Regions from separate parts of the Homo sapiens genome. Here region 2 is linked to region 1. A link is a loop called in an ENCODE intact Hi-C map of the cell type or tissue named here. Cell type or tissue: PC-3. All regions are shown on one strand. Region 1 overlaps EXOC4 (exocyst complex component 4). Region 2 overlaps EXOC4 (exocyst complex component 4).

Region 1 (2,500 bases):
GCAGCACTGTGTCATCTACTTGCTGCAAATGAGAAAGACATGAAGACAATATGAGAATCATAAAAAGTAGGGATGATATACTGCACAAGTCTCTAGCTGATGATCTAGATCATAAAGTGTCTTCCTTTTTTTAATTAATGCCAACAGGCAAGTTTTTTTTTTTATTGGCTTCTAGGGAATAAGGAAAAGGGATGGTGAGGAGGATACACCCAAGCAGATGAAATGGCTAAGAGGGACTATTTGAAGGTAGGGCTGGAGTGGGAGTTAGGAGGGCTCAAAAGTTTAAAGTGCCTTGGGGTCCCACACAGCCTCTCAATTTTGCTGATGGCTGTGCTTGTGTTTTAAAAATAAAATATCTGCTGAGTGGATTAAAGGAGTGAATTGAATTCCCGAGGCTCCGATTACTTTTCCCTTTGCCAGTTTTTATCAGCAACGATCAGTAAGACTGTCAGATCTGATGTAAGCTGCCTTCCTCTTGCACTCTTCTTTAGCTTCACAGCATGTGAAGCACAGGATTAAAATGTATGTGTGTGTGTGTGTGTGTGTGTGTGTGTGTGTGTGTGTGTGCTCTTTCAACAACTGAGCCCAGTTGAGAAGAATGCTAAAGAAAATTCCCTAGGAATCGGAGGACCAATAAGAGGTGGCAAGCATGTGCAAGAGAACACCATCCTTGGTCTCGAAGGTATGGCCCTCCATCAGTCCCCAGAGTCCGTCATTCCCAGCTCTACCCCAGCCTCACCCTGAGGAACAGGGAGCTGGACAGCTCGTGTCTGCAGAGGCATGTGTAAAGTGATGCTACTGATGTGTTATTATAAGGCCTCTCCCCACAGCCAAATGGGCTGGACCTTTTGACACACTCCCTCTCTCCCTGTGCACACTGATGCCCTGATGAGGCAGGTGCCTGCCAGTTCCTGGTTGAGGTTGTTTCCTCTGGGCACCACATCCACTTGGAGGTTAAACACTGCCTCCAGAGGGCAAATGGAAACAGTCAATGTTTTTGACTCACCCCGCCCCCTAGGGACTATAAACTGCTGAAACCTTGTTCGTGAATACTCTGTGCCCACAAATATGCCAGCCAAAGAATGCACCTAGAATGAGGGCACAGCACAAACAGGCTGCTCGGCTTACAGGAACCAGCAAGTTCTTCTCGGGTTTAATCTGTCCAGAAGAGGGGGGAAATGTCTCTAGAATAGGATCACTATAGAGACATTCCTCAGAGATGAATACAAACATGAGCATGGGGAAGGGCTCAATAAACACTGGCTAACTGTATCACACTGAAGCAGGACGTCTCCCCACTGGCAATGGTTGGGAATGGTTTCCCAGTTCTCAGGTGTGCCTAAGCTACTTAGATATTAGGGCAAAGAAAGATTTTCTTTCCCTATAAAATAGATAGAGGTGGCGATAGTCAAAAACTGATGAGATACTGACAATACGAATATTGAAACCAGGTGCAGTGGTGCATGCCTGTAGTCTCAGCTACTCAAGAAGTTGAGGTGGGAGGATTGCTTGAGCCTACAAGTTCAAGACCAGCCTGGGCAACATAATGAGACCCTCTCTCCATGACTCTAAAAAGTTGTGTGTGTGTGTGTGTGTGTGTGTGTGTGTGTGTGTGTGTGTGTGTGTGTGTTAAAGAGAGAGAGAGAGAGAGACAGAAAGAGAGGGAGAGAGAAAGAGAGGGCGAGGGACAGACAAACAGAAAGAAACAAAGAAAGAAACAGATGGTAACAGAGCCCAGCCAACTACATGAAGCAGGTATTCCATCTAGTGAATAAGCACATAGTTACCCTCCATGTCATGCTAAAGAATGGCATTGTTCCAAAGAAGCTGGAGACGACCTCGATTGCTTAAACCACAGTCAAAATGCACTTAACTGGTACTTCTCTACCTTAGGCTACAGCCATTTACTGGATTCTGAACATTAGGAGCAAAAAGACAGGTAATTGACTAAATCCGGCTTCCAGTAACTTACTCCATGTCAGATTCTGCCAGGCCTTCAAGGAATACTTGACAGCAGAGATGCCCGATTGTGCATTTATTTATTGTTTTGTTTTTTGTTACTCTTTGGTCCCTAGATCATTGTGAAAGTAAGCAATAAATGTGCTTTGTGTGAATTTTAAGGATGGATTTTAAGTGGCAGCAAATGTTGCTATTCCTTTCCCTTAGAAAAAAATGTTTTTTATCAAACAAGACTCTATAAGCTTTTACTTGTTCCCCAATCTCCACCCCAAGGACAGGAGTCAGGAAAATGCTATGCTTATTTTTTTAAAAGCGGGGGAAAGGATTTTAGAAACTATTGATTAAACTTCAATCATCCCTTGGGTTATGAATATTTAGACAAAGAAATGTTAACTAAGAGCCATTATACATTCACCTAGATATTATGCTAATTTTCTTTTCTTTTCCTACAGGATTAGCAGACTAAGAGACCTATATGTGTTGAATTATCTCATGGGCTATCCTTGCAGTAAAAATATGAGGAAATGAAAATTCATGTAGT
Region 2 (2,500 bases), 340 kb after region 1:
AGTATAACAAACAATAAATGCTAAGTATCACATTACATACATAAATTAATAAGCATGATATAGCGCCCTGAGCCAGCCAGCCACAATGTGCTAGGAAAACACTACCCAATGGAACAGCCAATTTTCTCCTCTGTCCAATTACTGTCCGGCAAATTGGAGAGCAGATACAGCTCACATATCCAGCAATTTCATGAATCTTCATAATAACCAAGAATTGAAAGTAAACAAAAATGGCCTCTCAAGGGACAAGACAGATGTTAAAATTTCACAAGCCTTATTACTCACCTCAGGTCTATTTACTTTAACTTTACAAAGAGCAACACATTCTTATATCCAATTTCTAACTCCAAAAGAAAGAAGGAAACAAAGACTACTAGAAGACAGTAAGCTATGAGCAGGAAGAAAATGCCTGACAATAAGGAAACAAATAACAAATTAAATACAAATCAGACCCAAGAACACAAAAAGACAGGATACTGGATCATTTAAATCAAGGACAATCAGACCTAAACTTTAGTATAGTATGCTGTTTGAAGCTGATAATGACAACCTGAAGTTATCAATAAAAGGTGTATCATGTTTAAAATATTATGTTCAAAAAGACAGAAAAATGTGTAAAATATCTTAGAATGCTTTTCCTAGAAAACAGGTAAAACTTTTAATGATAAAAATAATATCAAGCCGGGTGTGGTGGCTTGTGCCTGTAATCCCAGCACTTTGGGAGGCCAAGGCGATGGATCGCTTGAGCTCAGGAGTTTGAGACCAGCCTGGACAACATGGTGAAACCCTGTTTCTACCAAAAATACAAAAATTAGCCAGTCTCATAACCCAGTTAAGTCTCAAAAATAAGTAAATATATAAAAATTTAAAAATAAAAATTTTTAAAAATACCAGACATACAGTTAAAAGTTTCACATACTTTATTTATTTATATATTTTTTTGAGATGAAGTCTTGCTCTGTCACCCAAGATGGAGTGCAGTGGCGCGATCTCGGCTCACTGCAGCCTCCATTTCCCAGGTTCAAGTGATTCTCCTGCCTCAGTCTCCCAAGTAGCTGAAACTACAGGTGTGTGCCACCAGGCCCGGCTAGTTTTTGTATTTTAGTAGAGACGGGGTTCTGCCACACTGGCCAGACTGGTCTCGAATTTCTGGCCTCAACTGATCCGCCCGCAGGCGTGAGCCACCGCACCTGGCCAGTTTCATATGATTTATTTTCCATTTTAACTGCCTCCCTGAAGATGAGAATGATCAACCTTAATGTAACAGACTGAGGCGTAGAAGGAGTAACTTGCCAAAAATCAGATGACTAATACCACGCTTAACCACAGCGCAGAATGACCTAAGCTCAGTTAACTCTCCAGTTTGTTTTTGTTTGGTTTGGTTTGGTTTTGAGCTAAGCTCTCCCTCACTACGCTACCTTCTTTCAATTTCTTGTGCGCATTGATCTTCTTCTTCACTGGGAGCCTTCACAACTATCTTCCCTATGTTTGGCATGCCCTTTCTTGCCTCTGCTCCATCTCCCTGATGCTAGGATCCTTCAGAGATCCTCCCCAGAGAAGATTTCTGACTCTGTAGACTAGGCTAGATCCTGTACTATGTATTTTCTTTTTTTTTTTTAAGATGGAGTCTCACTCTATCGCCCAGGCTGGAGTGCAGTGGCGCAATCTCGGCTCACTGCAACCTCTGCCTCCTGGGTTCTAGTGATTCTACTGCCTTAGTTCCCGAGCAGCTGGGATTATAGGCACGAGCCACCACGCCTGGCTAATTTTTGTATTCTTTGTAGAGACGGGGTTTCCCCATGTTGGCCAGGCTGGTCTTGAACTCCTGCCCTCAGGTGATCCACCTGCCACAGCCTCCCAAAGTGCTGGGATTACAGGCGTGAGCCACCATGCCAGGGCATTTTCAAAGCACTCTATACGTTCCTTTCACAGCAGTTATCACAACTTAACAACTATTTGTGTGATATTTGCTTAATATACATTTCCCCTGCTAGACTGTAATCTCCAGGAGAGTAGGATCCATTTTGTCTCATCGACATCTGAATTCTCCAAGCTGAGCAGGAGGAGAAAAGTAAGAATGCTGCGCTGTGGCTAAGCGTGAAGTGGTGGGAAGGAATGAGAAGGGCGGGGAGAGGAGCATTTCACACAGGACTAACATTCACTAAATATTTACATCACAGGTACTGTGCCTGCATTTGCTCTACAATGATTATACTTAAGGGAACCAGAATATGTCACCCCAAAAAGTAAGAATGCTGCACTGTGGTTAAGCGTGAAGTGGTGGGAAGGAATGGGAAGGGAGGGGAGGGAGGATTTCACACAGGACTAAATTCATTCACTAAATATTTACATCACAGGTACTGTGTCTGCATTTGCTCTACAATGATTATACTTAAGGGAACCAGAATATGTCACCCCAAAATATGCCACATTGGAATAAGGATGATTTTGAGCTGAAGGCAACTGAGAAAAAACAGAAACAGGAATAGCTCTCTGCCCT

Evidence for each region. Hi-C counts contacts between places; a loop is a spot of excess contacts. Peaks named below come from ENCODE experiments on the same cell type or tissue, not always from the same donor. Only the 100,000 strongest peaks of a DNase experiment are listed, where the experiment ranks them.
Region 2: it touches region 1 in a loop (4-fold over the local background); 2 of 110 quality-filtered maps call a loop at or near these places.

Annotation. Positions count from the first base shown.
Region 1 is chr7:133,852,476-133,854,975 of GRCh38, reverse strand. The region is part of intron 11 of EXOC4 (exocyst complex component 4); the gene reads right to left. Among named protein-coding and RNA genes, the nearest start is that of LRGUK, 270 kb to the left of the region's middle. In PC-3, CTCF peaks have their summits at 49 and 1,018; DNase peaks (open chromatin) are centred at 1,105 and 1,805; H3K4me3 peaks cover 384 bases; H3K27ac peaks cover 1,154 bases.
Region 2 is chr7:133,511,547-133,514,046 of GRCh38, reverse strand. The region is part of intron 9 of EXOC4 (exocyst complex component 4); the gene reads right to left. Among named protein-coding and RNA genes, the nearest start is that of MIR6133, 220 kb to the right of the region's middle. In PC-3, no CTCF peak of the experiment used is centred here; a DNase peak (open chromatin) is centred at 1,296; H3K4me3 peaks cover 682 bases; H3K27ac peaks cover 1,805 bases.